2 separate regions of the Homo sapiens genome follow, and region 2 is linked to region 1. A link is a loop called in an ENCODE intact Hi-C map of the cell type or tissue named here. Cell type or tissue: endothelial cell of umbilical vein. All regions are shown on one strand. Links, peaks and the distances in the headings refer to the core of each region. The heading gives the core; the rest is flanking DNA.

What was found. Hi-C counts contacts between places; a loop is a spot of excess contacts. Peaks named below come from ENCODE experiments on the same cell type or tissue, not always from the same donor. Only the 100,000 strongest peaks of a DNase experiment are listed, where the experiment ranks them.
Region 2: it touches region 1 in a loop (3-fold over the local background); 1 of 110 quality-filtered maps calls a loop at or near these places.

The regions. Positions count from the first base shown.
Region 1 is chr6:126,173,873-126,178,706 of GRCh38, forward strand. It overlaps a transcript of TRMT11 not described here. Among named protein-coding and RNA genes, the nearest start is that of CENPW, 160 kb to the right of the region's middle. In endothelial cell of umbilical vein, for the core only: a CTCF peak has its summit at 2,572 (motif pointing right); a DNase peak (open chromatin) is centred at 2,619.
Region 2 is chr6:126,809,212-126,814,045 of GRCh38, forward strand. No RefSeq gene overlaps it. Among named protein-coding and RNA genes, the nearest start is that of RSPO3, 310 kb to the right of the region's middle. In endothelial cell of umbilical vein, for the core only: no CTCF peak of the experiment used is centred there; DNase peaks (open chromatin) are centred at 2,320 and 2,990; H3K27ac peaks cover 1,376 bases.

The DNA of each region.
Region 1 (4,834 bases), core at 1,591-4,090:
GGCCTCTTTCTCTGCCCCAGGAGAATGTCTGGGGAACAGAAGAGCAGAGTCCTGCCTGGGATCATGTGGGTGGGGGAGCTATTCCTTCTCAACAGATAGTGTGAGAAGCACTGATCCAAGGTCCTGGCTGCTCAAAGTGTGTTCCTAGGAGCTTGCTGGACATGCAGAATCTCAAGTTCCATCCCAGAACCTGATGTTTTTATTTGGAGCACTGGCCTTGGCAACACATGTTCCTTCCTCACCTTTCTGCAGCCTCTCACTCCCCACTGTCGCCCACTCCTCATAGGCTATCCTCAGGAATGGCATTGGTGGAGTGTTGGTGAAGGTGTAGCTGCAAGCATTCTGATCTTTATTTTACAAACTCTAAACCCAGAAGACTCCAAACCCAGAAAAGTCTAAGTCACAGAAAGCAAAGGAACAGTCTTATTTCAGACACATCTACAGTCTTTGCTGGTTAAATGTCAGGAAGCCCACAAAAAGCTGCCAGACATTTCAGGGTATGAATTTCGTATCTGTACTTCTTGACATCTGCTGGGCTACCATGCCCTTCAATTTACCAAAATATGGAAATTTCCTTATGGCATTCTACCCAAATAATGAGGAAAATGTTGATGCTTCTCTCAGCCTCAGGACCTTAAAGCCACACTGTTCCTAACCACGCTTGCCTATATGGCACTTAGCACTTTACACAAAAAACAAACAGAGGTGTTTATTCCCTGGCAGTTAATATAAATGCTTTCTGTTTTGTAAAATAGGAACAGTATTTGATTCCATTATCACAGATCTCTTGTGGACAAGTCAAAATTCTTCAATTAAGGTTATATCTAGTTAAAGGAATTTTTCTCTTTGGTCTACATCCCCACCCTGAATGTCCTTGCCTGTTAGTTCCTTGCAGGTGAAAGGTAAAAAACCTTTGCAACTTCATGCTATAATTGTGCCTTTGAATTTTCAGAGGAAAAGACAGTGAGAGAGCAAGAGCAGATTGAGAAGCAGAAGAGTGAGTCGCAAAAAGAGAAAATGACAGAAATGGAGCACCCTGGTGAGTCCCAACCACATCCATTCTTGATGATAACAACCAAAGCTCAGAAAATGATTTCTTACAGAATGTTGTATCAAAAGGAGCATATTGTATGTGCAAAGTTGCTGCAGCTTTCCTAAGTTGGCTTCAAACTATCCAACTATGATGTTAACATATTACCTTCAGCCAGTATGATACACATATTGGAATGTTTTGTATCATTGACTACTTTTCCTGTGTCTGTCCACTCTACTGTTTCAAACCCCTGGTACTGGGACAGTGATTGAACCCAGGTATTCTTGTCAATAATAGTTGGAGGGGCTTAGCAATAGATCAAGGTATAGAAGAATTAAACCTGCTATAGCTTGATCTACTTTGAGATTAGAGTGTACAGGGTCCTCTCCAACCTGACACACTTGGCCCTTTTCTGACATAGGTTTAGTAAGTTTTGTGTGCATTTGTAGATATTTTTTCATTCCTAGGGGTTTGGCTTCATTGAGATGTGAGTTGTGGAGCCAAAATACCAGAGAGGCTGACTGTTTTTGTAGCAAGAGTTAGTTTATTTTGTGGTTGGGTTTGAAAAAGAAAAAGCTAAAAACTGCCCTCAAATATCTGATTTAGCTGATTGCTAGGTTATCTAAATCAACTTGAAAACTTTGGATAAGCATTATTCAAACACTAAAGGCAACAAAAGTCTATTTCATTATGTTTGCTCTGATACCTAGCTTCCCGGCTGACTTCTTTTCCAGTTCCTTTCATCCTTTCACAAACCTGAGGAATGAACATACAGAAAAGGCATTTTACTTAGTTACTATTAGAAAGCATGAATATCATCAACTCATATATCTTTATTCAGTTTAGTACTCTGCAGACATCCTTGTTGGATATTTTATTCTGGGATTGTTAGAACTAAAGTTAGCCTTAATGACTTAAAGCAATGATTTTCATAAATTTCTCCTGAAATGATGTTTTGGTACAAAATGCCCTGAAAATGATTTAACTATAGATAACACTGAGAATTTTACTTACTGCTGCTCATCAGAAAGACACCCTGGGTCTCCTTTCCCTCTCTCCACCCCTTATCCCCTTTCTCAGAGATTAATTGAGGAAACATTTAAAAAAGTTTTCAGTTTTGGTTAGGAAATAACATCATTAAGCAAGTTTTGCTGGGTGATGTGTAATCACTGAAACGCCAATTTGTTCAGGAAGCAGGAATTAACACCTTTGCTCTAGTGAAAAAGAAATTGGTACAAGACTTTAAGGAAGTCAAAATGATGAAGTTTGGATTAAGCTCTTAGCAGGAAAGGCAAAGGCCACAGTGAAAGCAATCCTGAGCTGGCCAGCCCTGTAAACAACTGCTAGCCCCTGGTTAAGTGTCTTTTTCTTTTGACATAGAGAAGTTAAAATATAGTGCAATTTAATATAGTCAGCACACTTCACCCTAAAATCCAATCAATTTATTAAAGAAAAAAAGGTCCATTCAACCCAGCCATTATACATGACTCTATAGTTCTTGGAAATAACTATAGTCAGCTCTGGAAACAGAAAACTAATCCAACTGACCACTTGAGGGAGGTGGTGGGTTATCTTGTCTAGAAAAAGGACCTCAGTTCCTTCTTTGTAGTGTGCAATTTTAAGAACTTTGAATACCTCCTGTGACCTATGGGTAAAATGAGATCACAGGAACCCAGACAATGGCCTTTTCTCCACTTGGATCTATAATCTAATTTTCCTATAAAGTAAGGGGAATAAAATAGATTTACAGAACACTTGTGATGGTCTAGCTGATGGATCACTTTAAAAAGAGAGAAAGAGGCAAAGTATGGGTAGTTTATTTTCACAAATCAGTTTTAGTTTTTTTCTATGAAATTAATGAACAAGAAGCCCATTAAAATGATTGTTACAATTCTTCTTTTTAATTGTTTACTCTATTAAGGTGACAATACTTGACAGCTTGATATATGAACAGTGTTCACTTGCCCAACATAAACATCAATTATAACATGAAAATGCGATGGTCCTTCAACCCTTCATTCACTCATCCAGGTTAAATGCAGAATTTGGAAAGAAACCAAAATTAAAGTTAATTTTACCTAGACTTCAACAGATGTTTTTTAACAAGAAAAAAAAAAACAAAGAAATTGTGGCTGAAGAAAAGTTAGCTGAGATGAAGAGTAAAATGGGTCATGTAGGAACAAAGTCATTGTATTTCATCAGAGTCAAGAAAATTATTAATTATTGAAATGGGAAATCAAATCATTAAAGTATGAATACCATTGGCTCTCTGATTTCTTCTTTCCCAGGTATCATAAAATATGCTTGAACTTGGGTTAATTCCTCTTGGACTGAATTGTAGTGCCATAAACCAAGCTTTTCAAAAAGATTGGATGCAAAACTATTATGGCAACAGGAATTTTTATCAACATAAAGCAGGATTTAATGCAGGTATATAGTATATAGAGTCAAAAAGGATTATAAGATTTATAATGAAAAACAGCAGTACTCTACTTCTCCATTTGCTATCCCCAACTCTCGATGTGCAGATACCAATTTCAACTTGTTTAGCTATTTCTTCTGGCATCTAATTCCAAATGGCTAAATAACATGTTTATACTAATTTCTTATATATGTGCAATAAAGCTTTAGGTATTTTCTATTGCTTCCTCTTATTGGAGAAAAGAATCCAGCCCTATCAACTCTCCCCACACCACTTAATATATACTTCCCATTTCCTCAGCCTCTAAATGCTGGTAAATTACCATTTTTGGTTTAACCTCTATTCTGTGTTTGCTTTATTATGACTACATAAATACTATACACAGCTGAGCTCAGAAGGGTGCTCTGACCTTTTTTTTCAACTCTTTGCTTTCCTAAATGAAAAATTGCACGATTTTTTCATTAGCTGATTTTTATATTTCTACTACTGATTCATCCCCCAAATCCAAGGTATACAGCCTCTCTCAATGCAAATATAATAAGTGATCCATCAGTTTCATTTTTTTCAAAGTATCCATCCCCTTTCCCTTAAGCCCTCTGGCTGCCTCCTCCCACAACTGGTTGTTCCCTGTGCCTACTGCAAGCTCTGGTCCAGGGTCTTCCCCTTACTATCAAACTGGGGATTCTCTTTAACCCTTTCCATTGTTATATTTTAAAATTTCAAGAGCGATCTTATGTTTTCAGAATACTCTATGTTAAAAAATACATAACATTATTTTCTTATTTCATCAGATGGAATAGTGCTTTTATTTAGCTTTCTAAATTTATTTATTATAGTTTCTTTAAAGTTTTTATGGTAGGCACTGGATGCAACACTCAGATCACCCTTCAAGGAAAGAGTTGTTGCCCAAGATCACCTTCCCTTTTTGAGGTAGCCACACCCAAAGACTGTTCCATGTGAGCTATGAGTGCTTGGCCATCTTGGCCCAATGTGGGAGAGTTCTGAAGGGCTGTTCTAGCCCCAGACACTGAGGCTGAGGCTGTCATGGGACTGGCCTTGCAGCTTGCCTTCTTTGTTAGCCCACCCCTGCTTTTGTCCCCTCCAAAGTGACTCCCTAATAAATATCTTGCATGCTCAAGCCCATTTCAGAGTCTACCTCCCAGGGAAACATAGCTGTGACTATATTCTTCTTCATACAATATATCTGTCTCTTCTAAGTTACTTTTATTCTGTTTATGCATTGTAGACTCTGACTTCTATGCTAGATACTTTCTGTTCTGCCTTATGTGAAAGACAAGTTGATTGAAATCCTAAGTATGTATAGCGCATGTTTCCTTAGGGTCACCATGTAGAAAAACTGAGAAAACCAGCTGTTTATT
Region 2 (4,834 bases), core at 821-3,320, 630 kb after region 1:
ACAAAAATGCTGCTTCTTTCCAATGCTAAAATTCTGAAAACATTTAAATTACCCACAATATGATAAGTAAAGGGACATTTAATGGGTATTTGAGCTTATAATTGGTTAAGGGTTGGACTTGAAAATATATTTATTGGCACTACAAAATAAACTCTCTGTATACCATTTTCCTGATTAAAGTTTTAACACACTTAACTCAGTAGTTATTGAATGATGGGGGGATCAGTGTTTCTCTAATATGAAAGGTGACCACTTTAATTTTTAAGAGATAACATCTTGTTCAGTATATATTCTCCAAAAAATAATCCGTTTATGCAATATTATCTATTTGACAAATTTAGCCTTAAAAAATGCCTCATTTATTCAACTCTGGGATATCATGAAGACAACTAAGGTTTGACACAACAGCCTAATTTCTACATTCTCATTTTCCAAATTTTGATTGACAAGCTGAAGGGCACTGCATGTAAAGGAAAAGTTTTAAAGAAACAGAACCAGTTGCAGTTATGCCCAGGGAAACTATTGCCACTACTCTATAATCAAACCCTGTGCTAAGATTGCTTGAGAAGTTGTGAGGGACTTTAGTGAAAAAGCAGCTGCTAGCCCCATGATCTTTATTTTGTTACTGAGATACATTGTCATATAGAGGACAATATGAATGAATTAGTAAATGTTTATAGATTATAGAATATGCTGGGGAAGGAAGAGAAACTCCTATGTCTTATTTTCCTGATACATCCGCTAACTTTACACAGAGTCCCTGAATCATAGCAGATACAAATGTGCAGCCTTCCTGCAGGGGTCCTCATCCTTATTTTTGCTGTGTAGGCACTGACAATCTAATAACTACCATAACTTCAACGTAGTGACTACAACAAGAGATATTTCAAGACATAAGCAACAAAAATAATATGCTATAAAGTATCTGTGATACATCATATTTGTAATTCAAGAAAACAGTAAATTTCAGTTACAGGACAATAACAACAAAAACGTATTTTTGTTCCCATCATGGATCTCCTGAATTCTATGCACAGATGAAGAGGGTTCTGTGGACCTGATATTTAAAACATCAGATTAGAGAGCAAACAAAAAACTACTTACTATAATCATCAGAGAAATGCAAATCAAAACCACAAGAGATACCACTTCAGCTAGAATGGTTATTATAAAAGAGATAAAAGAAAACAAGTTTTGGCAAGAATGTGGAGAAAAGGGAACCTTTGTACACTGTTGGTGGAATTTTAAATTAGTACAGCCATTATGAAAGTAAATTGGTATATAGAAGAGACCTCTCCTGTCATGTGGATTACAGCACTATTCACTGTAGCCAAGATATGGAGTCAACCTAAGTGTCAAACAATAGATGAATGGATAAAGAAAATGTGATATATCTACACAATGGAATAGTATTTAGCCATAAAAATGAGTGACGTCCTGTCATTTGTGACAACATGGATGAACCTAGGGACATCATGTTAAGTGAAATAAGACAGGCACAGAAACAAATATGCCATGTTCTCACTCCTATGTGGAATCTTAAAGCAAAGAAGTTGACATCAAAGAAGCAGAAGCAGAGAGAGTAGAACAGTGGTTACTAGAGACTGGGGAGGGGTAGGGCAGGAGAAAGATGGGGAGAGTTGGCTTATGAGGACAAAGTTACAGTTAGATAGGAAGAGTAAGTCCTGGTAATCTGTTGCAGAGTATATTGACAATGGTTAACAGTAAAAGATGGTATATTAAAAATAGCTAGAAGGGAGGCTTTGAATATTCTCATCACAAAGAAATCTAAATGCATGAGATGATGGATACACTAACCTCACAACACATGTATGTATGGAAATGTCAAATTGTACCCCAGAAATAGATACAATCATGTGCCCAGTTAAAATAATGAATCATTTTTAAGTTAGACCACTTAAACAAACCAAAAAAAACCCTCTATTTACTACAAAATAAAATTTAAACTTGTCAATATGAGATTTGTTTACTCCTCCCTAAAAGATAGTCTAATTTATATGTAATGTAATAAGGTTTAATTAATCCATAGAATAATGTTTGATAGGAGGAAAAGGGGTCAATGTTTGAACATACATGTGCTTGCTTTACCTTCTTCATGCCTTTAGTCTTTCTGAAAAACATAAAAAGCAGATGCCTGATTAAGGCAGTAAAATATCTTCATGATAAAAAAATGGACAGAGAGCTCCTGGATCAGTATTTGACTCATTTACTTATTTCCTCCGAGTTCAGTAGTTTCATGTTTATATATTCAGGCTTCCTTTGGCCCAGCCGTTTCTTTGCTTTGGCTTTGTTTTACCTAGGCAACTGTCCAGATGATGTTAGCCAAAATCCACTTTGGACATTTTCTGGAGTTTAGAGAGCCATGTGTGAGGCTTGTACTTTATTCATTAAACTTTTATGTTAAGTTATAATTTACACTAAACTTCATTTACAAACAGACGTTTTAACAAAAGAAACTTGATGACTGAGATGTTTAGCCCTCAAATTATTTTTTCTTTGTGTTGTTGTTATTGCTGAGGCTGAAATTAACTTACATGTTCATTGTTTAATTAAAATTTAAAAACACTGAAATACATTAGTGATTAAACTGTGCACCATCGTATGAAGGGATAATATATTTTGGCAAGCATAGATTTTTGCCTCAAAATTAACTGAATTGATAATAATTATAAAGCTATACTAAGTTGAATAAGGCAAAAATGGAGAAAGAAACAGTATTGATACCTATTCGTGATTTCTTATGTATCAGATTTTGTATGTGTTATCTCATTCAATCTTTACAGTAAATGTAAGAGGAAGGCATTATTATAATATTATTACTGGAACCAAGATTAAGTAATTTCCCAAGGTCACCACTAATTGACATATGTGGAATTCATGCCCGGGTATTTCTGTCTCCTTATGAACAACATAACCCTGGATGTGTAGCTAAGAAAAAAAAAAAAACAAAAACCTAGCCATTATGGACACAATTTCCAAGACATCTCATAACAGGTTGATCTCAAGCCAGTAAATATAAACACACCGCAGCCTAGAGTTCACTTTTCCCCCTTCTGATTTTCTCAAGGAGCTAGTTTCTTTTGGGCATCACATTTTTTACACAAAACTGAGTTATCAGTTTTTAAGGCATAAAATTGACACATAAATGAGATGATTCACACGACAGTTGAATCTCCTGTAAAGCTATTTTTAGTTTCATTTTTAGCTTAAGAAATAAGGAATTTCTTTTTCAAGTTACATTTTTTTTTAACCTAAAAAGATTTTTTCCTTAACAGATTCAACAACTTATGGACTTACACTCCCAAATGTCTTCATTTTTTAAAAATTTATTTGTATTATTTTGTTCTTATAGTCAAATAGATAATAATACCATGATTTCTTCTGGGGGGAATAGAGTAGGTGGAGTAGTGGGCAGCCCACAATAGAGAACAATAGTTTGTCTTTGTATAAAGGTAAAAGTGTGAATCTTGTGTCATGTTCATAGTCTCTCTCTCTCTCTCACACACACACACTCTCACTCTCTTTCTCTCTCTCTCCTCTCTCTCTCTCTCTTTCTCTCAGACTGCCATGCACTTGGGGTCATTAAAAGAGCAGCTAACCATTTGACACAGTGTTTGGATTCTCACCCCTACACCACAGACCCTCATTACCAAACTGTTAATCACTGCCAAAAGAGCAAGTCCCCTGGCAGCCCTCAAGCCCCCATCCCCCAAAGCAGATCTTTCCACACTTGGTATCAAATTGCATTGTAGTTACAACACTGGGACTGAGTCCTTTAATTGTACATTAGCAACAAGGAAGTTCTTTTCTAGCTCGGATTTAAGTGTTTCTTCGACTATCTAGTGCATGTTTGTACATCAGTAAGAAGTATAGAGGTTAAAATTTGTTCTCACAAACACCATTCCTCAAACATACACATTATACACAAAGCACCTGAAGCCCAGCTCTGAGTCCAAATTCCATTTCTAAGATGTTCAACCTGCTATTTGGAAGTTTTGTGTATTTTTTATTATATTGGAAATTGCCCCATCTATTATTTGGCTATAAGGTTAGTGACACAACTAGCTACTCAAGAGAAAAATTTGTTTCATCAACAATCATTTTGTTTATTTGATATCAAATAGCTGAACAGGAGGATGTTTTCCACTGATGGTTTCAGTGGGCTTGTTGAAATGAAGTGGAGTGTTGATAGTGTGGAAACTGAGCCAAGAAGTGAGGAGATAGAATTTGATTTAATATAATGACCCACAGGGCTAATTTCAGTGTTTCTGGCATATCTTTGTTTTTTAAAAGCAATTTTCATATTCTAGCACCTAAAGCTTCATTAAAAATACAGTCTTTCTCATGGCAATGTGAAGACTAAAGGCGATTATGTAAATATGCCACTTTGTCCTGTGTTCATTTATTAGATTGGTTAAATGAAGAGTTCCTGCCTTACCCATGTTTAGTTCATTTCCTTTATTTTTATTCCATCATATCAAAGGCATTTCAAGTGACATGTAATTGATTACCTTAAACTAGCTAATGTTTATCAAACCACCTAGAACCTATATTCAGATGTGTGGAGCAATAATAATATGTAAATAAAAATAAAAGTCATGTCTGGTGATGATCAGTGTGTGATTGGTGGTTGTGCATCTGTTGATATTGCAGTCCTCTCGCCAGTGGTGGAATATGGTACTTATCAAAATGCTGTCAGTTGTAAGTGACAGATTCCCAAGTCAGATTAGCTTTGACTGAAAGGGAATATACTGTTTCATGTAACTAGGAAGTCAAAGTAGAATTTGCTGCCTGCAGGCATTGTGGGAACCAG